Regions from separate parts of the Mus musculus genome. Here regions 2 and 3 are each linked to region 1. Evidence: chromatin loops called from intact Hi-C (ENCODE). Cell type or tissue: left cerebral cortex. All regions are shown on one strand.

The links. Peaks named below come from ENCODE experiments on the same cell type or tissue, not always from the same donor. Only the 100,000 strongest peaks of a DNase experiment are listed, where the experiment ranks them.
Region 2: it touches region 1 in a loop (2.1-fold over the local background); 3 of 42 quality-filtered maps call a loop at or near these places.
Region 3: a loop joins it to region 1, with 4 times the contacts of the local background. A loop is called at or near these places in 6 of 42 quality-filtered maps.

What each region holds. Positions count from the first base shown.
Region 1 is chr13:91,036,229-91,044,228 of GRCm38, reverse strand. Atg10 (autophagy related 10) reads left to right here. Exons shown (of 8, transcript NM_025770.3): 4 at 3,241-3,379. Among named protein-coding and RNA genes, the nearest start is that of Gm46434, 110 kb to the right of the region's middle. In left cerebral cortex, a CTCF peak has its summit at 4,905; a DNase peak (open chromatin) is centred at 4,805; H3K4me3 peaks cover 367 bases; H3K27ac peaks cover 358 bases.
Region 2 is chr13:91,459,588-91,467,587 of GRCm38, reverse strand. Ssbp2 (single-stranded DNA binding protein 2) reads right to left here and starts at 6,491. Exons shown (of 17, transcript NM_024272.4): 1 at 6,340-6,491. The coding sequence starts at 6,401. In left cerebral cortex, a CTCF peak has its summit at 4,314; DNase peaks (open chromatin) are centred at 5,370, 6,527, 6,759, 7,483 and 2 more places; H3K4me3 peaks cover 3,247 bases; H3K27ac peaks cover 2,041 bases.
Region 3 is chr13:91,362,400-91,370,399 of GRCm38, reverse strand. A830009L08Rik (RIKEN cDNA A830009L08 gene) reads left to right here. Exons shown (of 3, transcript NR_045161.1): 3 at 1-1,410. Among named protein-coding and RNA genes, the nearest start is that of A830009L08Rik, 22 kb to the left of the region's middle. In left cerebral cortex, CTCF peaks have their summits at 2,049 and 4,648 (motif pointing right); DNase peaks (open chromatin) are centred at 2,351 and 4,909; H3K4me3 peaks cover 8 bases; H3K27ac peaks cover 554 bases.

The sequences.
Region 1 (8,000 bases):
TCAGGTGACTTCTTGTGAACTATCCCCTAATGAATAAAGGAATCAATCACCGAGCAAGTAGGTGGAACTTCTGGGTTGGACAGGTTGGACGGAGGCAGAGAGGAAGCAGGAGAGAGAGTGTGGCTTTTAGACTGAAGGTAGCAGAGAACAAGATGTAGCTACGAATGTCTCCTTGTTTCATGGCAGATCTGCCAGGATTCACCACTGGAGGATATAGATTTAATATGGCTTGCAAGATTCGGATTCTAGTTGTCACACCCAGCGATTGAGTGACCATTGATTCTGAACTAAGTTTATGTGGTGTTTTCCTTCATGAGGTGGTTCGACTGGGTTCCAGAGAGAAAGCGTGGCTTTGCCTGATGTGTACCACAAAGGGCAGTGGGAGTTTTGAAGCACAGGGCTGGCATGGTATCAACCTGCCAATGGGAACTTAGCTAGCTGGGTGGAGAGATTTTGGAGCTCTGAGTGAAAGAGTCTCCACGAGATAAGAATAGGCCGGCCATTGCCTACCAGTAGATGGCTGGGCCAGTCCGCCAGGGCAGAGAGTAGCTGGGTGTAGTGCAGGAACTTGCTATTCTTTTTAATATTTCCCGCAACAGGATAAGCAAGGATTCCATTTTTCAGAGCTGTAGGCACACCCATATATACCTCTTCTCCACACTGTACGTTCTCCACTGAGCCATGTTATATATCATATGGTCCTTCAGATTTTCACTTACAGAGAGTTTGCCATCTTGTGCTATGTCATTGTAGACTTAATGCCTTCACCATATGCCATTGCAGAACTACCTTATACCTGGCTTTTTTTTTTAATCTTTATTGCTAAATATTTTAGGTTGATCATGTACTACTCCTTCTAAATTCAGCTGCAGCGAATATCCTAACTTCTATGTCCGTATACTCTGGTTTTTCTGTGGTTCAGATTTCCAATAGTGAAACCACTAACTGTATCAGTGAGTAAATATCTTTTTAAATTTAAGAAATACTGAAAAACTGACTTCAACAAAAAGATCTATCAAGTTATAGCACTAGCAAACATGACTGAAAACCTACCTCTTAAAGGTTCTACTTCTAAACAGTATCATATATGACAACCAAACCTTTAACAATTGGCCCTCTGGGGACCCTTAAGATCCGACTCATACCAAGTTTCAATTCTTTTATTATGTTGGGAAAGAAAAGAAATTATAAATGTGAAATAACCCAGTTGTGAAGCAAAGAGAAAGAACTTGGTTAAAAATTTATTGCAACAGATCTTGATACTTGTGGCTAAAATTAAATAAACAGGAAAAGAACACCTCTCTTTTATTGTTGCATTAATTGTACTTGGAATATTTAGTTGAATGATTTCTCACTGATTATTTAATTCATTGTATTTAATTGATATGTTTACAGATGCTGGGTGACAACTCTTGTATAAATATCTCTCATTGTGACTGTATGTGCTGTAGTGTCTCCCAGGGAACTGCCTGTGAATGGGAGTTAGGAAAGGCAATACCGATCTGGAGAGCAGCTCCCTTCTTTCTTATCTCCACAGGCAACCTGATTTCATATTGATAAAGTTTGCAGTCTCTTCTGTAGTTCTTTCTGATGGTTCATTGTTGCTGTTTTAATGAGAAGCTGAAATGAGCCAAACCTTCTTGCTTCATTCTTCCTACTAATTTAATTTCAAAAGAGAAATTTGCCAGCCCAAATAAGTAAATGCGCAGGGATGAACCCAGCAACCCTGATTCAACATGCCCGATCAGTTGCTTCTAGACATAAAGAAAAATTCGTTGTTTTCTTAAGTGACACATCATAAAAATAATAGTCTTTTTCTATTTTGTACATTTTAAAGCTCTTTCTATTCTAACTATGATTGTTATCACATTATTTTTTAAATTAATTTATTTTTTACACTGCATGTTTTTTATTCCCCCATTCCGTCCACCTGCCGACTGTTCCACATCCCATAACTCCTTCCCACACCCCTGTCTCCACGTGAATGGCCACATCCCCCACCTCACCTGACCTCCAAACTCCCTGGGGCTTCTAGTCTCTTGAGGGTTAAGTACATCATCTCTGAATGAGCATAGACCTGGAATTCCTCTACTGTATGTGTGTTGTGGACCTCATATCAGCTGGTGTATGCCATCTGTTTGGTTGGTCCAGTGTTTGAGAGATCTCAAGGATCCAGATTAATTGAGGCTGCTGGTCCTCCTACAGGATGGCCCTTCTCCTCAGCGTCTTTCAGCCTTCCCTAATTCAACAGCGGGCCAGCTGCTTGGGTGCAAGCATCTGCATCTGACTCTTTCAGCTGCTTGTTTGGCCTTTCAGAGGGCAGTCACGATAGGTCCCTTTTTGTGAGTGCTTCATAGCCTCAGTAGTCGTGTCAGGTCTTGGGTCCTCTCCTTGAGCTGGATCCCACTTTGGGCCTGTCGCTGGACTTTCTTTTCCTCAGGCTCCTCTCCATTTCCATCCCTTAATTCATGTATGATGAGAAAGAAGCAGCCTGCGAAGAACAATTACTTGGGAAGTGGAATGACTTTCGCCATCTCTGCTTACACAGCCTTGTTTAATTAACTTCATGGTGGCATGTGCTGATGACCATTCCCTAAATCAAGATTTATTGTTGAGCTGTACCAAAGATACACAAAATAATGAAAACAGGATCACTTGGGATCTGAAATACACCTAACAAACTCAGACTCTTGCAAAATAACTTATTCCAAATGGAACTAGGGATTGTTGAGCATACAATGAGTCATCGTTGGGCAAGTACAATAGAACCTGTAGGGGCATTTCCTGGCCTCTGTTCAGTTGTTAGGGTGGTTTTTTAGCTTTCACAACTCTTGTTGCTAAAAATCATACAGTGGAAACTTCAGAGTTGTTGCTTCAGTAGTTCTCTGTGCTTCCTCCACCCCTGCACTCACCCCTGCTCTCACCCTTGCCTCCAACCCTGCTCCCACCCCAAACCCCATCTTATTTCTCTACTCAGAGCTGCTTTGTTTCCCCCAGAACAATCTGGAATTACTTACGGTTAATGTTTTCTGGCATTACTGTTTACCTAGAACTCAAATGTTCAATGTTTGTGTGGGTAGCTCTCCCTTTTCTTACCTCCTAACCTTGAACTTAACTGGTCATTTGCAAGGAGAAGCTCTCACCCTTCTCTTTCCATGTGTGCACTTGGGTTTTGTTGTTGTTTCTGTATTCATTGACATACACAGTTTGGCTTAGTCTCTGCTTTTTTTCCCCCCCCAGGAGAATTTAGAGCTACCAATGGATGATTCTGAAGTGACGAGACCTGCAGCGGTGGCAGAAGTGATTAAACATGAGTATCATGTCTTATACTCTTGTAGTTACCAAGTGCCGGTTCTTTACTTTAGGGCAAGCTTTTTAGGTAAGACCATGTCTAATACAGAAAGCAAATTTATAAACTTTCCATATAAGACAGGGAGCATATTTGGAAAATCATTCCTGAGAGGGGAAGAAAACAGAGGTTAAAAATAAAAAGCTGTAGTTGAGGTAAGGTTTCACCAGTAAAACTTCTCATGCTTCAGAAAGAGCAGACTTCATAGTGAATGATATCATCCCAGCCTTAAATCTCATCTTCACAGTTTTGGCCCCTTGCCTGAAGTTGACTAAGCCCCCTGGCCTTTCTTGACTTTAAACAAGTAGGAACAACTTAAAGCTGCAATGTTTATTTACTTCTAACTTTGCAGTAAAAAATTTCTTTCTGTCTCAAGTGATGCCATTAACTCCTAAGTTCCTGGGCTTCTTTCACCAAGAGCTTATGGTTATTTCAAGAAATGCTTATTGGTTAGGTTAAGGGGTATTTAAGAATAGCAGTAACACCTCCACTAGTCATCTACACACCTCATGCCTCAGTGCCTCGATATGCTGTGATCTAACGCATTGCCTGACAAGAAGGTGGACACCTTGTCTCCTTGGAGGCCTCTGCTAATGATGCCACATGGAGTCCTCACACTGCAGCTTGGAGATGTCTGGGTATGCCCTGGGTAAATTAGGTCAACTTCAGGCCTTGGACTCAGAGCTCCATCCAGTCCACCTCTTACCTTGTGTGTGGTTTTGTGCATGCCTTTCTCGGTAACAGTTTGCATTTGCAGACTACTAATTTCTGGATAGCTAAGACATGTGAATTTAGCCAATGATCTCTTATTTTTAATTAAAAAGTAGCATAAGCTGCTTTGAGTGTGTATTTGGTGGGTTTAATCACTCACTGCTTTATATTGTTTAATGGTCTCCAGTTTTGCAGGGCTGGCAGTTTTACAAGCACTTACGATTTAAAACAAGAGCAAATTCTTAGAGAATCCCTGGTGAGAAGATTTTAATCTGAGGTGCAGTTCCTAAGAACTGACAATTTTGGGTAAATTTTTAACCTGGGACTTGAGGACACAGATAGTTACTAACTCTCAAACTCTTGCTGCAGATTCATCCATATGATTACTCCTAACCTTTAAAACATTTGCTTTATTGTAATAATATTTGATTTAGAGTCCAGAGGTTAAAGAGGATTTCTTGTCTCTACACTGTGCCCTCTACTAAAAGTTGGGGAATATATTTGTTACGTGGGGTAGAGGAGGTGGGGAATGCTTCCTTGATTCTAGTTTGCAGTCGCCCTGCCTAGCGCTATCTAGATTCAAAGACAAGCCAGGGCTGCAGGTAGAGGACACAGGGCACTCATTCGGATTCTTCAGAACTGTTCTTTCATGTGATCGGTATTCACTGTAAGCACTTAATCACCAGAGACGAATTTCCAGAGACAAAACAAGTCCTTTAGCTTGTCAGCATCAGGGATGCGAGGGATTGCAACATGGCTGCTTCTAGCTGGAAGTGGGTCTTGCCGAGACCGGCTGATGAGCTCACGCTGGCTCTGTGCTCTGCACGTGCCAACAGCTCCCCTTACAGCACAGCACAGTGATTGTTCCTGCAAGTCCAATTATATTTTAATGACATTAGTGTGCTTCCTGCATGCCTTTCTACATGGTGATTTTAGTTCTTAAAACACACATACACAAGTAGCACTCCTGGTTCTATTTTTAGAATTTCAAGGCACCCTTCCTGTGTACCTGATAAAGAAAACCAAAGAGGTCATTTGTTTTTTGTAAAAATATATTCCCAACCTCTCATTCTGTCTTGTATGGAATTGATTTTTAGTTCTTTTTAATTCCAGAATTCATTTGCTTATGCACATTAAAATATGGGATTATATTTTATAAAGCATATTGAGATGTTTTCTTGTGGAGAAAACTGGAAAATGGTTCATTGCTTGATCATTCTGTGTACTTTTAAATTTTGCTTTTACCTAACGTAAACTCAGGGGCCTTCTAAGAATGCACCATTCTTCATTTATGAGTCATTTTTTAACGTATTCTCCCTAGTCCAGTCCTCCTTTCAACGTCTGCTTAGCCTGGCTGTTCATGTGTTAAAAGTCTGATGGTGTAGAGAATGCATTCCTAGCGTCGTCTTCTTATTCCAGGCCTGGGCTTTTGTTATTGGTGGTGGTTTTGTTGTTGTTGTTGTTGTTGTTGTTGTTGTTTGTTTCCTACCAAGAGAATCTGACCTAGAAACAGGATGATTGTAAAAATTCTTGCCCAAGGGTCTTGTCTGTCTGTCTTTCTTTCTCTTTCCTTTTTTCCTCATTCCTCCCCATTTTTTCTTTTGTTTGATGTTGCAAAAAATAGTTTATTTGTTTGTGACAGGAGTTAGAGTTTCTTTTGCATCTGTTAGTAAAAATCAATTTCTCTGCTTAACTTTGATTTTTTTTCTATACACTCACACACACACATACACACATACACACACAGGAAAAGTAAAGCAAGGGTTTGGTAGTTCCCATTGAAACTGACATTGCCCCCTTTATCAACTGGTTGAGATTTCTTCTGAATCTGTTTTGTTTCTTGACATGCAAATCCACTGTGCTTTGAGTTCCTGTGGCTCCTGTATATGATTCAGTGTCTGCCTGAGACTCAGCTAACATGCTGACTACCCTTGCTCCTCCCACGTCCTGTCTCATATCTCTCATCAGACCATGTCATCACCTCACACACTGCAGTATAATAATGTGTCTGTTTATTTGCCCTCCTACCAGATGGTACGCAAACATATAAAAAGTAGTGAAGGATATCAGTGTTGATTACCTACAAAGTGAGAAGCATTGATTATGGATCTGTGCTTGATAGTTACGTGGCATTTTACACACACGCCATGCTCACCTTGCTAATTTTGTTATTCACATCGTCATCCGTAGGCAAGCATCAGCAGATGCTTTCTGGATAAGTCAATAGTGAAGACTCTCTAAGCATTTCTAAGTATAGCCAAAAGACTAAAATATTGTGGATGTAATACTGTTCTCACTGTTGTGACAAGGTATAAGGAAGAAGTGGTGGTGCTCTCTCCAGGAGACCTAAGGCCAAACTATTTACATATCTTTACTATTGAATCCGTTGCTTCTCAGAGACCATAGATATAGTAAACTAAGGAGAATGGAGCATCCTGAAGACCCAAAGCATGAATCCAGCCTAGCTGAGCAGCTATCCTATCTCTAAATAGGTTTCTTTATGTGATTCTTGAAGGCAGATGGCCAAGTTCATGTAGCCTTTACTTCCGGATGCCTCTCATATCAGTAAGACTCCTAAGAACATGGTGCTTCCTCTTTTACTTTCCCTACTACTGCTACTACTACTGCTGAAACAAGGTCTCACTCTTTTGTCTAAGCTTCCCTCACTCACATTTCTCCTTCTGCAAGCCTCCCAAAAACTTGCTTATGGTTGTGGGCGCGACCATGCCTAACCAGGAACTTGGTTCCCAAAATGATCGCACGGACTGAAGAGAAGTGAGTTCTTCTCGGGGCTCTGTTTCTCTTAACTGCTTTTGTCCTTGTTGGTTTGGGCAGGGCAGAGGTAGTACTATTTATCATCAAGTTTTTGAGTGAGAGGTCTCTGCCCTTTTCTTTGAGAGGCTGCAAAAATAAAAATAAACCATAATGAGTCTGGTTTTGAGTTCTGTCTTGTGGATTGACTCCCCACAGAGCATCAGTGTTATCCTGTATATATTGGTGCATCTCTTTTTCTACCTTGTACTTTTGTGGTGCTGGAGTTTGATGAAAGGTGTTGTATGTGCCCCTTGTGTGTCTCTCACTTAGCCCGCCCACTGCTTTTAAAGCCCTCTGCATCAGTTGTTTGTACCACAACAAAGACTTCCATTCTCATCATTTTTATTGTTCCATGGACATTTATGTCCTGTTGTTCCTTGATGGACTTGGCTGGGAGCAAATGGTAAATGTTGATAATGCAGTTTAAAGAGTCTGTTTATGCCAAATGGCCTTGATCTCAATAGAGTCATAGGTTTAAACACCCATCCTGACACCTTAACTGGAGATTTTTATGTTTATTCTAGATTGAATTCTAACTTATTTCTTCCATTTACCTTTCTCTTTCCCGTTGTTCTTAATCTTTATTGAGAAATGGACCAAGTGGTTCTTCTCATTTTCAAATATTTAATTCTTTGGCTGACATATGCGTTCTTCTTGGGAGCTGTTTTGACATATTTCCTTAATTAGTCGGAAGGGCCGCTTTAGAATAGGGAAGGAAACATTTCTCCCATTCTGCAACTGAAGTCTGTCTTATTGGCCCAGAAAGCCAGGATATAGAATGTAAAATGCACCCAAGATACTGCCTGTGGAAGATTTGTTCAGTTGTTATGGGCTTAAAAGATGCTCCCAGAGAAGAGGAATGAAAGAAATAGCCAAACAACAGCTCACCCTCAAAGGTGGGATAAAACAAAGCAAGGAAAAGGTTCAGATAAACATCAACAAACTGTGAAATTCAAGTGGGTAAGTCATCAGGGTGAAGCAAGAAGCATTGCTTGGATCAAGAGCGTGAGGAAGCCTTTGGTTTGAAATGCACAGAGAAGACTTAAAGGAACAAGAAAGATGTGAGTCTTGGGAGTGGAAAAATGGAAGTCAAGGATTTGTAGCTCCATCTGGAGGACCTCTGAGG
Region 2 (8,000 bases), 420 kb before region 1:
AAAGAAAGAAAGAAAGGGAGGAAGAGAAAGACAGACAATCATCAGAGTTCTTAAAGTATGAGAATTATTAATTATTACCAGAAAATTGTGTCAGCTGATGTTTCTCTTTTAAAAGGTGAAGGATGGACGAGAAAGATTAAATATAGATGATACAGGAGCAGACACTGCATTAGGCCTGCTTAGGTCAGTTCAGATACATTTCTGCTCTTGTGACTATCTGAAACTATGACTATCTCCACTATTGGGAATTCTTTAGTTATTAACTTAACTCTGACAAAAATTACTCATCCATCAGAGCCTCCACTGACTCTAACACCTTCATGAAAACACTCTCCTTGTTTTGTGGCCCACTGAACCTGCTTTGCAGTACTGTCTCACAATGTGTACTACCAACCAACAGCTTGGGAAGGCAAGACCAGCTTCTGCTAAGAGACCAGGGTGGGCTGTCATCTTTACCCTGTACTACCTTTTTAGTGCCTATAGATGGTTTCAGTGTAGGACTCAAGTAACTCCTTATCATCCCATTAACTTCCGTCGTATACAAAAAGCTGTATTTACATAATACAAACAAAATCTGAAAAGCACTCTTAAAATGTGAATATTTCCATTAATTTCTATTCAAAACTATTTTTCAAAATTAAAAAACACATATTATTCCATTATTGCAAAGCTATTTTAAGTCCACTTTTTAAAAAATATGTTCTTAATAAATTTAAAGTTTTAGCATAAGTTTACCAAGGATTGCTGGGCGGTAGTGGCGCACACCTTTAATCCCAGCACTTGGGAGGCAGAGGCAGGCGGATTTCTGAGTTTGAGGCCAGCCTGGTCTACAGAGTGAGTTCCAGAACAGCAAGAGCTACACAAAGAAACCCTGTCTCAGAAAAAAAAAAAAAAAAAAAAAAGTCTACCAAGGATTAACTGTTAGTAAACAATGTCACTAGCACAGTAGCATGCCAAAACATGATTATAGCTATGGATGTTTTATTGCATATGTCTCAAAAGACTTTCAAAGCTTTAAAGCTTTAAGTGGGGTCCTAATCTTGTGTTCCACACTGATATATAGCTATGATCTCCTTGCTTCTTAGGAGAGTCTAAATTCAAATTTTACTTGGAACTGCAAACTACAGGGTGAACTGGAAACTACTGGACAGCCTCCACCTGGGCATCCAGCCCCTGCTCCAGAACATGGTCTGATTTTAAAGAACACCATTCTGTCCCTTAGTAGCTGCTGGAGATGTAAGCCACATGTGGTACTGCTATACACTCAAATTCATGATCTTTCCCTTCATCCTGGATGCTTTTATGGGCAAATTGAAAGTATGAAAATAGACATTTTACATTTTTGATAGTTTATAGTATTTATAATGCTATTTTTAAGAACTATAATAAATTTCTACATAAAATACTAAAACTTGCCAGACTTGGTAGCCTACGCCTTTAATCCCAGCACTTGGGAAGCAGAGGCAGGTGGATCTCTGTTAGTTTTAGGCCAGGTTGGGCTACCTAGGAAGTTCTAAGCCAGCCAGAGTTACATAGTGAGATCCTGTAACTCACTATTCCCAATTTCTTTCTTTAGATTCATTCCTTTAAAAACAAAAAACAAAAAACAAAAACAAAAAACCGGGTTTTATTTTATTCTTTTCCTAAAAGACATCCATCAAAAGAAAAAAGTCTCACAGCTAAAATGACATTTTGGATCCAAATTACTTTGTATTTAGAGGAAACATCCTGGAAATTGTTTTGTCTCTGTAACAATCTCTCATTGGCCTTAGAAATCCTGTGGGCTGGGATGTCACCAGTGAAGAACATATGCTTTGCCTGCACAAGGCCAAGAATTTGACTCCCAGAGCTTCCCTTCCCCAAAAGAATAAACTAGAAATCTTAAATTGTGTCAGCTGTTCGTCAAACAAGTTTCTAAAGAGATCTGTATTACTTCACCTGCCTTATTTCTTTCCGAAAACAAGAAAGCCAGACATAATTTTTGCTTGGTAGGGATGCTTTAATGATGAAACAGAGATCAAGGTGAAGGGCAGCAGCTCCTGCTCCCTAGGAACTCACACTCAGGAGCACTTACATGCTCTTCAGATCGCAGCCACTTAGAAGGAGCACAGAGTAAACTTCACTTCGGAATTTCCACCTCAAGAACCAACATCTAAACATCACAATTACCTTTCCGTGCCCCATGTTACAGTTTAATTTCTATGTTCAATAACTCCTTGATAAAAGTTACTGTTTACCATGTGTCTCTCATGCCCATCTTCAATTCCTAGCAAATTCTTCTTCAGTATCCTAACAGAATGTTAACAAATGAGAAGCTGAGGCTGTAGCTCGGTTGGTACTGAGCCTGCCCAGCACCACATAAAAATGGGTGTGGTGATACACGCCCATAATTCCAGCACTGAGCTAGAGGCAGGCAGGAGGGTGAAAGTTGAAGGGCATCCTTGCTTCATTGGGAGTTTCAGGCTTGTCTGGGCCACACGAGACCCAGATAAATAAATAAATAAATGTATCAGTATGTATTGGCTTATCACTAGTTCTTTAGTGGTGTGGCTTAAACATATTTCATAAACTGCTCACAACTATTATACTTAATTTGAAATTGTCAGTGATCAAACAAAATGGAAAGTCTCAAGAGACAAGGATTCTTCTTTATTTTAGGATTCTAACTTCCATCTCTAAATATTTTCTCTGCCTTCTTCCACACCACATACATACTTGCAACCTGCCAACATGGAAAGTTATAAGCCCAAGGATGCAGCTTGGTCAAGATTACACAGCTGACAAAATCCTGATGCTGTTATATCTGATTATGTAATACTGTTTCCTAAATCGGTGACACTCTATCCTAGATAGAGAAGGTAACCTGGTCATTGAAACTGTATCTTTCAGTTTCAATGACAAGTGCAAAAGCTGGAGAAACCTTGGTTGAAAGCACAGCTCTCCTACTTTCTAGCATCTTATCCCTGGGTAGTTACTTAATCAGACAGGGAATCTGTCTTGTTACATAAAGGGAGAAGGAAAAAAGCCACCTATCAGAATTATTGGGAGAACAAGAAGAAATATGAATAAAGAGAAAATAAACATGATGAACCTCTCCACACAGAGTTGGCATACACTGTGGCAAACACAACAGTTCTTCTCTGGATTCCTGTTCAGGATTTTTTTTTTTTTTTAAATAAAACCATGCTAAAGAATATAGAACTCAACCTTGAATGTCCTTACAATGAGAACTTTTCACACTGCAAAGATTCCTTTGAGTCTGGCATATCCATCACCAAGAAACTGCAACTTCCAGTATTAGAAGACAGGGTTCTTAATGTAAAAGAAACAAAAACAAAAAAACAAAAACAAAAAACCACCTTAAGAGAGAAATAAAAAGTATTGTTCCCTACTCAAAAGAAACACTGATTATCGTGGTCAGTGCTATAAGGGAAGTACTAAAGCCAGTGGCAATAATCTATCAGGATCAGAATTAAAATTTCTATGCGAACAGCCCACCTTCCTCCAGGGTTGTTCAATCACTCTCCCTAATTAAACCTTTTGCAAACCTCTGAGTAGGCTTAACCTGTTTATTTTGTAAAACAACAAAACACACAATTAACCTGACCCTAGCCAATTTTTATGTTCAGAATTACAAAACAAAATTTTATAAATTATACAAGCCATGGATTAATTTCAAATACTTTATATAGTAACTTCTTATTGCAAGACAAAGCAAAGACTTAAATTCAGGTAAGTGACTGCCAGCTTTCCCTTTGTGAAGCTGTGTGAGAAAACACACTCTTGATTATAAAGCTAGTATGTTCACTCCGTCTTTGCCATTACTCACAACTCATTCTGCAAAACTGTTTTATAAAGATATACTCATACTTATTACTAAAATATAAACTAATTGTGACTTTTAAGACTGGAACGGTCTTAAGTTGCTTACTAGAGAATTATTTATCTTGGCTAACTCTTCAAATCTGCTTCCTTCAAAATTAAAAACAAAAATCCGTCCCCATACGTTTAATGGCAACTTTAAGTTTCCCATCTTCTGCAATCAATATACTGATATCAGTAAACAGAAACAACAGTGATCACATCAACTCTCCCATGACATTGATTCTATAAAAATAGGGTGTTCTTCAATGTTTGTCTTAGATCTGCTAGAAATTAACGCAGAAACAATAAACTCAGACAGCCACTGTCAACTCAAGTGGCTTCTTCACCTGTCTAGTCCACAAGGCAAAACGAGTTAAGAACTCGACTGCCAATTGTAGTAAATGGAAGAAAGATATTTAAATCAAACAGCACCATCTAGCCGAGCCCTCGTCGCTTTGCTCCTAAGAATGATGTTCCTTGGTGTTCAGTTTGGCAGATGAGAGTAAAGTGGCAATTACTTGTTTTTGTGACAGAATCAGAATTAGAGCTGGAAAGGACCAAAACATACCAAATCTAACTCCCTTGTCGTCTCTGCACTGAAAATCAATTTTATTTTTGTTTTTTTAAAGTCATGAGACCAAGGAATCGACTAGGCTGAATATCAGCTATTCATGGGAGTCCAGCTAAAACCCAAATTAATACCAAATTCAGTCAACCCCCAACAAGATTCTGTTTTCAATGAATCACATACAATTCCTTTCACTCCTCAAACTGTGAAATTCGGGTATTTTATAAACATTAAAGCATCCTCCTCCAGATGTTTTTATCAGATATATTACAGCCAAATGATTAATAAGCACACAGTAATATTTTAGAACTCCAAGTCCAGTAACTACAGTTTCTTAACCAGGCAATAAACACTGTATGTTTTTTATATTCCTTGTCACAGCAAGATCTTTAAAATACCAGGGGTGAAGGAATCAAAAACATCTCTCCATTAATGTTGTTGTTGTTGTTGTTGTTGTTGTGTTTTGTTTTCCTACATCAGGGCCTGCCACCTCTAAACCCTATGGGAATTGTGTGTGTATTGCTGCCAACACAAAGATTAGAACATGTTCCCCTCCCTGGGGCACAACAAACTTTCAAGGGTATGACTAACTGCCTAAGCAAGGGGGGTAAACTCCGTAGCCTACACATTTGGATTTTTTTATTTACCAAGCTGTTTTTGTATGCAAGAGACCCAGAGTACCTCTGAGAAGGACTTGCTCTCCCCCAGCCTGAGTCCCCTCAGCAAGACAGTATGTTCAATGACAAGGATAAGCTTGACGCCCCCCCCCCGCCCCCAGCAGACCCAGTACAGGGAATCAGTCTGAACATCTGCACATAGGAAAAAGGGGGGGGGGGAGGGTTCTTCCTCGGTGTCAGAGTCACTATTCGCTCTCATTTTAGTAACAACCAAATCGCCGTTACAAGTACACAAGAATAGCAGCCAACTAGCCTGCTCCGCAGCGTGCCGCGACCGTGGCACCTCGGCTCCCCAACGTCCTCCGGGTTCCCACCGAAGTTACCACCTGTATCCCCCACGACCCAGCGGAGCGGCTTGTGCCCAGCATCTCTGCCGCAGCCCCCACGCCGACCCGCGTCGGGTCCACACCGCGGGCAGCCCTCCTCGCGGCGCCGCCACGGCCCACGGGACCTGCCCTCCGCGCCCGCGGCCACCAACCCCCGGGGACACCGCAAGTCTCAAAAAGTTCTGGGGCCGCCGCCGAGCCGGTGTGCGGCGGGAGGCAGGAGCGCCAAGCTCTCGCGACCGACCCCGCGCGGGCCAGCACACACTCTCCCTCCGGGAACTCGGCGCTCCCACTCCCAAACTTCCCCCGCCGCCCCGGACCCGCCCGCCAGCCAGCTCGGCCTGCGCCGGGAGAACCCGCGGACCCGCGTCTCTGCGCCCGCCCGCCCGCCCGGCCCACGCCCGCACTTGCCCTCCGCGCCCCGCGGGGCCCCGCTTCCGCCCGCCCGGCCCGCCGTCCTCTCCCCTCTCCACGCTCGCGGGCCCCCGCCGCGGCCCCGCCGGACCCCGGCCGCCCCGCAGCCCGCGCCCCCCAGGCCCGCCGCGCGCCGCGGCCCGGCCGTCCTGGACCACAGCTCCAAAGTTACTTTGCGAGGAGGTGAAGCCGCGGGTGGTTCCCCTCAACCACCCAAACAAGTTTCCATCCCCGCCGCCGCCGTCCCCCCGCCACGCGCGTCCCTCCCGCCGCCCGCTGCCCGCGGCCACCCACCCGGGGGGCTCCCCCGTGGAGGCAGGCGGCCGCTCCCCGGAGCCGCGCGCCCCCGCCCCGCGCCTCCCCCTGCAGCCCACCCCCGGCTCCCCCGCGGCGGGGCGGCCGTGTGGCTGCGGTTCCCGGAGAGTGCGAGTGCGTGCGCGAGTGTGCGCGCGTGCGAAGGCGGAGGTGGCTGCGGCGCGGAGACACTCACTTCTCCCGGGCCTGGCTGTCGGACGGGACGGCGCTGCTGTTACTCTTGCCTTTGCCGTACATGCTTGTGCCGAGAGCAGCTCCCACTGTCACGCACCTGTCAACCCATCACAGCCTCCCCGGGAACAGCCCCGTCCCCATGGCGACCCACGCAGCCACCCCCACCATTGGCCGCCCCACGCCAGAGCTCCGCCCTCCTCGCCCTGGCAACGCGCGAGACTGACAGGCCTCCCCTCCCTCCGGCCTGCCGGAGCGCGCGGCGGCGGCTCGGCCTAAGCGGCAGTCTCCTCCCTCCCTCCCTCCCTCTCCCGCTCCCTCCCTCCCTCCCTCCTTCCCTCTCCGCCGCGCTCCCCCTCCCGCTCTCCTTCCCCCCTCCCCCTCCGAACCCGGGCGCTAGGGGGGAATTAGAAACTGCTCTAGAAGGATTTTAAACAACTGGCTGTTCCCTCCGCCGCCGCCCCGCCCCCCGCGCCGCCCGCGCCCGGCTCCTCACTGGAGAGAAGGCGCGGGGAGGAGGGGAAAGTGCGGCCTGGAGTGCCTGGCAGCGACTGCGGAACGGGAGTCGCGGCGGCCCCAGACTTCGGGGCGCCCGGCGAGTCCACAGGCGGACCCGCGGACCCGGCGCCGGGGTCCCGCCAACCTCCTCTCCCGCTCCTCTCCGGCCAGGCACCCCGGGTCCGTACCCGCGGTTGATCTCATCCCTCCTGTCTGGGGTGTCGCCCCAATCCCGTTCCCGGAGGGCCAGCAGGCCGGGGACGCCCGCTCTGAACCCTCGACCTTCTGGCTCAAGGACTGAGCGAACCTCTGTCTCTCCCTGGGAGGCACCGTGCCTCCCATTGGGGCGCCCGCTGAGGTGCTGTCGCCGGCTCTGAAGTCAAGCCCTGAATCCCAAAGGACCACCCTCCCTGGCGTCTGCCTCCTGTCTAAGAGGGGACTACACCCCCTCCCCTTCCCAAAGAGGTCAAGAGACCGACTCGTGGGACCGCAGTGGCCCAAGGCCTGGGTCCCTACCTCCCCAGTACTCTGCACAGACCTGCAGCAGACCAGGGGCCCAGGCATTCTCTACTCGGCCTGCTTTTATAGTTTGGATGGGCAATGTCATTTCAATTTGACCCTTGGACTGGAAAGATTCAGAGAAGGCCCTGAAAGACATCCCTGTATTTGCCCAGCAGAATAGGCCGCAGAGCCCAAGATGTGCAAAGCTGTGCCCAAGCTGAAAACTCCCGGAGAATATTTTTGGATCCAAGTCCCTAATCTCATTTCAGTGAATGCGCAAAAGTTTCTCAAGACACACGCAACCTGGTTTCTGATAGACTCCATCCTTTATTTTGTTAAAGATCCTTGGCTGTAAAATCAGACAGAGTAGAAATCCGGTTGAGAGAAGAGATGAGCTTCAAATGGGAGGTGACAGGGGAAGAGAGGTGCCATTGGGGTAGGACATGGAGACCTCAGAAAAGCATGAATAGAGGAGTAACGGTTATGCTAAGGAAAGGAAATAACATTCAAATGAGGAAGCATACCTTTCTATTGCACACAGCTTTAAGCATTTAGCAGTAGGATCATAAAAATGCATATGGAGATGCAGAGATAGATGGAAAGGAAAGAAATGGAGTTTGTGGGTTCTGATAGCAAGTGACAGAAATAAAACAGCAGAAGGTTAAA
Region 3 (8,000 bases), 330 kb before region 1:
ATAAAATGAATTTTGAGACTTCACACTGCCACACAAGGGGAATCCTGGGATATAACCATTTCTGTCCTTAGTGGGTCTGTTCAGATACCAAGATGAACTCTCTAAACTTCAGACTCCGTGCCCTTTCAGCTCTCCTCTATAGTTTAAGTTGCCAGGCACCTGGTTTGGGTGTTTGTGGTTTACAGTTGCTCCCCACTTAGATGCTTGGTGCTACCCCCAAAGCTAGGGTGAGGAGTGGACAAGGCAGCTGGGATGAACCCTTTCCCTTTCATACATACGTTTAGACATTCCATCCTGCTCAGTTTGGGTGGGCCTGAAAGAACTGAGAGGGAATGGGCCTTCTTGAAGCTTGGGCACCACAGTTTTTCCAGCAAGGGGCTGATGAAAGGAGTTGCTGATCCTGACTTTGGATTTAATTTCTGGGGGCTAGAGCTACTGCATTCAAATCCAGGACCTTAGATAATGGGGGTGATACCCCCCCATTTCCAAGGTTATACACGGGTAACCACAAGGGTCCAGTGTCTCAACAGTGGGCAGACCAAAGCCTGGCTCCTTGAATTGGAGTCGTATCCACAGAAGAGACAGCAGTATTCTTCCCTATCCTCAAAAATAAATTTGAGTGGAAATAAACATCTCCGAAGAGAAATTATCCAACTCTACCCTTGCTGGAACGGGGAGGAAGTTGAATCCACTTAGAGAGCCAGGAGCTAAGTTTTTCTTCTTGCTGGTCTGCTGACTATGTGTTTAGAAAAATTAGCCTGTAGGCGTGGATCTTCAATAACAAGAAGACACTTTTCTTGTTTTTCAAACTAACCTAAACAAGGAAGTTGTACTAGCCTCCAGGGCTCAGTTTACCTCAGACATGGACCAAACCAAGTAACGACCACGGAGGACAGAATGCCAACCTAAGGACTCTGGGTAGCAGAGGCATTTCTCAGGCCTGGAATGTGCTTTTGGCAAATACATAGATTTAACTCCAATCATAAGGCAGGATGCCCTCACACATATGTAGTCCCACACATAGAAGCCACACCCAAAGCACAAGGGAAAATGTGTTTTGCTGAATATACAGTTGCCCTCTAGAGTGAATTTTTCTCCTTTGGCCCTGCTTCAAAAAATTTTCAATTATCCAGACTTCTTTTCTTAAGGTTATATTTTAATCTTATTTATTTATTTCTTCATAGTCTACAAATGTGACTCGACATGTACCACAATGAAAGCTGTGAATCGAGGCGAGGTGGAGGACTCCATCTATGATTCCATATGCAGGAATATTTCCTCCTGGTTGTTAATCTGTCATAGTGTAAAAAGCCTGATTTATAAAGGCTGAAGGGCTTTAGCAGAATAAGGTATGCATGGTTCATACAGTTGGGTTTATTTACAAATAAAACTAGTTGGCGTTTCTGTCTTCGATTTCCTAGTTTCACTAGAATAATTTCCATAGTTTCCTGTTTCTCCTTCAAGAGTGATCACAAGGAAACAATTTCTTTATTCAGCGACGTGAGCTCTGTGCGCATCTGGCTTTGGTTACTTTGTAAGGTAAATATCACTAACCGTTCACTGGATTCTTTGGGGATGGGAGGCACTGGGCTTGTGAAGACAGTCTACTATGAAATACTGGGGGTGCAATGCAGAAGAATGGCAAACAACTGGGTCCCGTCACAGGTAATTGGGTCACTATGGTATTCTTGAAAGTGGAGATTCATTTGAAAAAAAGACTTAAAAAGTATTTTCAATTTACTTTCGGTTACATTTAGGTTATTTTAGTCAGTATGGTTATTAGAATTTTACCCCAGGAATTCAATTAGAACAGAATCCTTTGAAAAAATATATATATTCTCTAATGATTATATACTTTACTAATGAAAGTATAGTCTTTTTTTTTTTTTTTGGTTTTGCTAGTTACATTTTAAATAATGAAATTATTGTAATTATTTTTATTTAAGGGCAAAATATCTGTATAGCTAATAGCCAAAGCTAACCAGAGTGCTTTAAAAATTAATGAATATTTATGAAGTTCAGGAGTAGCACAATACTGCCCCTGCCTGCTTCAGGAAAACAAATGTATTGACTCCGTTCTCCTAAAATAACCACCTTTAGTTATCGATGGTTAAAATAAATTTATTGCTAAAATGATTGTACATGATGTAATTTTTGCAATTCATGAGACTTGGCCCTGTTTACTAGGTTTAGATCTCTTTCCAAAAACTAAATCTGTTTTATCTTTTGACATGCCTGAATGCCATTTCTGTTCATTAATTTCCCATCTCAACATGTTTCTCTCTTAGTTTTCTGGGCTCCCCTCCCCCCTTGTTTTAGCGGTTCAAGTACATGGCTCAGGGTTTTCAGGCCTTCGTTTATAGCTGGTATACAGAAAGTAGCATCGTTACTCAGCACTTCCACTCGTCCTAATTTATCTACACACACTGGAAGCTGCCTGTAACATTTCCCAATGACAGTGACAACTGGACGTCAATAAAAGGACCCCACCCATTTCAACCTTGTTTGTATAAAGTTAATACTTGTGTATATTTCTTCTGTAACAGAGGTAAGGCTATTGGTCTGTTGTTGTTTCGTTTTGTTTTGGTTGTTGTTGGTTTTGGTTTTTTCCTAGCTTGTTAAGACAAGTTTTCTAGGCAGATTGCTGGTTAGCTTTAGGCTAGATTTTTTTTTTTTTTTTTAAATCATTGAACACCAGATAGACAAAGGAAAAGAAATATGATGTGAATTTAAATGATCAAAAATCCATTCTTTTAAGATAATTTTTGGTTCTCTAAGTTCAAAATTCTACAGTTTTTCTTCAAGTGAGTTTGTAACAAGAAAGATAGAATCATTTTCAACAAGCTAGCAAATTTAGGTCAAAATTTTCATTCCCTGTTGGGAGCAGGGTGGGATATGAGAGAGGGAGGGGCTGGAGGAAGGAACGGAGATTCTTGCTTCTGTTTGGAACTTATTGAATCCAAATCTCCGTATGTTTGACACTGATGCACCCTGCTCTGTGTGCCGGGCTCTGTGTGATTCCTGCTTGTTCTCCGTAAGCAGTGCTTAGTGCTACCTGCTAGGTGAAGGTGCTTGTTTGAGAAGATGCCAGGTTTAATCTGAGATTATTCCAGCTGCTCTTGATGTCTATCCTGTAACATGTTTTCACATGTCTAAGGCTTGCTGCTGCAGCTCAAAAAACAAAAAACAAACAAAACAAACAAACAACAGGAGCAAACAACAACAACAACAAAAACAAAAACCCTCAAACCTGTGTTGATACATAATTTATGTGTTTAGCCAAGAATGCGTTGTATGATAAGATTAGATAGGAGATACTCTAAAATCCTAAATAAATTAGCAAACTCTTGATAATAATTATAGTTTGATGTCTTAGTAACCACACTAGCAGAGTAGCCATTTTCCCTTCTAAAGTTGTCATGAACTTTCTTTGACCATGAAGATAGTAAAGGGAAGTTTACAGCTTGGACTTAACTTCATCTGGAACTGGTCTGGAATGAAGCTAGGCTTTGCATCCTAGACTAGGGGGGTCATAGTTTCGATTCCCATTGCCCATGGCAGGATGTTTAATTTCACTCCTGTGACTTAAAGACTTTATAGTGACGTTTGAAGAGTGGAATGTGGAAAGTATCTCCAGTTCATAGCAAAGTGGGGATTAGATGAATAATGCTCCACGTGACACTTTGCCCAGGACTTGTCACTGAGATAACTGGGAGGCATGCCACTGTGTCAGATGTGCCCAAGTCAGAGATTGTGCTGGTCTCTCACTCTGGCAATTATTTTTGAGCATGCGATGTGTTTTGGGGTCCTGTAGTTCTTTCTTTCCAAATCTGCTGAATATAAGGTAAAATGAGATTTTTTTTTTTTCTAATTGTCTTTTCTGCAACCTAGACTTGTTTTCTAAAAACCCAGACTGGGTATCCTGCTGTTTACAGGTGGAAACAGAGTTCCGAAAAAATCTTGCTTATGATTTTGGGGAAAAGTTATATTTCCTCCATATAGATTTATGTCTGAAAGCCAAGTGCCGCTTTTAGGAAAGAAAAAAAAGAAGTTCTGGTTTTGTTAATAAACAATACTAACTCAGTTCAAGATGGCCTCTGGGAATTAGATATGGAAGGCTTAGGCTGCTCTGATTTAAATGTCTGAGGTCTGCAGCACATGCGATGGCCACCCACCTAGTGGCTACATAGAATGTTTATTTTCTATAATTTCCTGATTTCTTTCAAATGTGTGTGTGTGTGTGTGTGTGTGTGTGTGTGTGTATCGAGTCTCTGTGCTTGGGAGCCTTGTAAATCTTTTCCTTGTCTCTTCTCTCTATCATTACAAAGCACCCCCACCTCCAGAGTTTTGTCTCATCGGGCCTCCTCTGGAGCTCCAGTATGTGGTTGTGGAGTGGTGGATACCACCCTAGGGACACAGATTGTCTGCTTTGATGGCCACTCACATGGTCTTTAAGGCCCAAGGTAGCCTTTATTTATTTCCCCAATATCCCATCTCAGAAAGGTTATTTTTACCAAATGATCTCAAGGGTAGAGATGTTCTAGAATAGGCATTCAAACTGAGGCTACACACAGGCTGTGGTTCCTGGAGAATCCACCACTCAGGGCCCCAAAGCCCTCTAAAACATTTTATGAACACTAGAGGGCTCACGATGAATCCCCCAATGCCTTTAAAAGTCCCAGAACCCCAATTAGCTAGTGCCTGTAACTACATCAGGCCCATTTCTATTGTAAGGGCAAAAAGAAGCTTTGGGGTAGGCTAAAAATGACAAGGATGGATGTCTCCCATCCTACCACTCCAAGGAGAAGACTATAGGACAAGCAGCTGAAAGGACACATACCCAGACCAGACTCTTGACGACTCCTGGGCAGTGGGCCAAGCACTGGACCAAGCACTGGGCATGGCTCCAGAGGCTGGGTCCCTGCCCAGGGCACTTACTGGTTCAGAGCCAGCAGAAAAGAGCAGTCTTGGCAGCAGGCAAGTGAGTTGAACAGATTGGGAAAGAGCAGAACCAAGCAGTCCAGGGCACTGTCTCACTAGGTCTGATCAGCCCACCAGCAGTGGGGATGGAGCCTCAGGCCTCCTGCTGCCTGGAAGTGGAGCTATGGGAGGTGGGGCTGGAAGTAGGATCCAGTCCCAGGAGTGGACAACACCCAGTGGCCCACCTCAGGGAAGCAGGAGAGAGATAGAGCATCATCATGCTGGAGAGAAAACCTTGGCGTGGTATCCTTCAGTGACATAGGATGTCTCAGACTAGCTTAGTGTATCAGTTTCATGCACCCCTGAGAGCCGAGTGGGTCCAAAGGTCAGGGTTCCCCAGTGCCCCTCTGCTGTGTAATGTCTATAAAATGTTGGGGCGCCCAGCTGAGAGGCTTCTTTGAGAGAGGAATGAAAATCTTTCCATCCTATTAGTTCATTTCTCCTTTTCAGTTCTTACACTAATTTTATAAGGGAACACACACAGACACAGACACACACAGAGAGACACACACAAATACACACAGACATAGACACGCACACAGATATATACACACAGACATACACACACACACACACACACACACACACAAGAACACACAGAGACACACATACAGACATACATACACACAGAGACACCCACATACAGACACAGACATACACATACACAGGCAGACAGAGACACACATACAAGTACACAGAGAGACACCCACACACAGACACCCACATATAGACAGACAGACAGACAAACACACACACACACACACACACACACAGACACACACACAGAAACACACATACACACACAGGCTCACACACAGAGACAAACACATAGAGACATACAGACATCCCCCCACACATACACACAGACACAGAAAGGCCTCAGGACAGCAGCGAGATAACCAAGAAAGGCTGGGAGGCCACCCACCTCCCACACTATAACACATCCCTGCTATTGCTATGAGCCACTGTGGCTCTTCTTTAAGGATGAAAAGGTGGGAAGCCATTCTTCCCTACTCCTAAAGGAAGATAAACAGGCAGTTTCAGAAATTTGTGGACATGGAGGAATGAATATAGGCAATGGTTTGGAGCCAACAGAACAAGAAAGAGAATCAAGTATGGGCTCCAGTTGGGCTTGAGTAATGGAAGACTTCAGCTGGCAGCTCCCATGGCTAACTGGAGAAATGCTTTTCCTTTTCTTTGAAAACAGCTACCAGACAGTCATGGTGGCACAAGCCTGTAAGCTCAGCAATTCCTAGGCTGAGACAGCAGATAAGACCAGTCTGGGTCCATGGTGAGACCCCGAGTTACCAAGCAGGCCAAGTCAGACCTAAAATCAGATCCTGACTATGTGGTAGAGAGGACTCTGTTTAGGGATTTGTTTTTAGGAGATCTCATAAGTGCTTTTTACATGTGCTAAATTCTGAGAGCCACAGACACATAGTTTAAGAAAAATATCTTCCTCCTTTTTTTTTTTAACTCATGAGAAAAATAGACTTTCCTTTCTTCTGCTATTTTTGGAAGCTTTATAATCTCTTGGTGGGATGCCTTTCTTTCTGTTTACCTTCAGATAAGATGGATTTCATGTTGGTAGAGCTGGCAGGAGAGGGTTACTGAAATGTCCTAATATGTCCACTAATAACCACAGTAGCCAAAGATTTCAGAATTCAGCTTTCTAAGTACTTAAATGTGCTAACTCCATCTTACAGATAGAAAAATGGGCACAGGCAGGTGAGACCTCATGCCTAGATCTGGTTGTGTGGGAAAATTCGATTGCAAAACAGGAAAGGGACAAGATGCCTCAAATCAGTGTGCTCGAATCAAGTCACTTAACCTCTCCTTCATTGGGCAGACTCCTTGAGTTAACTCATAGATTGTATTAGGAAGCCATTCCGTGGTTTCTACACACTGTTCTTGTTTGAGACCTCGGTGAACAGGTGAAAAGAAATCTCAAAGCTAGGCCCTGTTGCTGGGTTTATCTAGTGTTGATCTGGATGGTATTTGAAAATCATTTCTAAACACTCAAACCAACCGATAGAATATCTCTAAATGAACGGACATGAAAATCCAAAAAACAATTTCTTAAAAGAAAAAGCAATAAGTAGCTGCGATCCTACACGGCCTCTCTAGAGCTTTGAAGCTGGTTTTAAGAAATTGATTTGGTTCCATCCTTGCTTTATGAAGGGCCATAAAGCCTGCCTCCTCTTCCTGGCTCAGCTCCCTAGACAGGATTTCCAGCACTCGCTAGCACAGCTTTGCTCCTGTTGTTCCCAAGCTGAGAACACACCTTTCTGATGGGAGTGTTGCAGTTCAGTCCTCCTTGCACACTGCAGATGGTATCTTCTGTGGGAAGCCCCCTCATCCCACTTCCCCGGGGAAGCTTACTGTTCTCTGGGCTCCCACAAAACACAGCTACTCCGGGTTCCAGCGCTGTAACAAGACAAGAGGCTGCAACGGTTTGTCTCAGGAGCTCTTCCAGGCCAGCCAAACGCTGTGATTTACTTATCTTTATGAATGTCACGAACCAGCAAAGTCTACAGCGTATTTTAAGTGCTATATAACACTTGTTAAATGAATGAAAAGGTTTAAGTGGTGTGGGTTATTATTATTTTTTTATTAGAGTGAGGTGGGCTGTACAAGGGCATCACACTGGTTTTTAGGCAGCCAACCTAGAATTCTCTGTCATTCACTGTGATAAAAGACATGATCCTGAAGAAGTGGACATGATTTTATGCACATAAACTTCCTGCTTTTTCTGCAGTAGTATAAGCATTGCTAAAGAACATGATCTGATGAGATTACTCAACGGGTAAAAGTGCTACCTAGTGCAAGACTGGGGTCCTGAGTGTAATCCTGGGGGTGGGGGTGGGGGTGGGGACCATCATCCATGCATGTTTCCACCCCACTCACACACATAATAATAAGTTTAGATTTTTTTTTCTCAGAACATACCCTGGGATAGATAAGAAAACACAGCTAGACATTGGACAAGAACAGTTACCAAATCAGCGTGACTGGGAGCA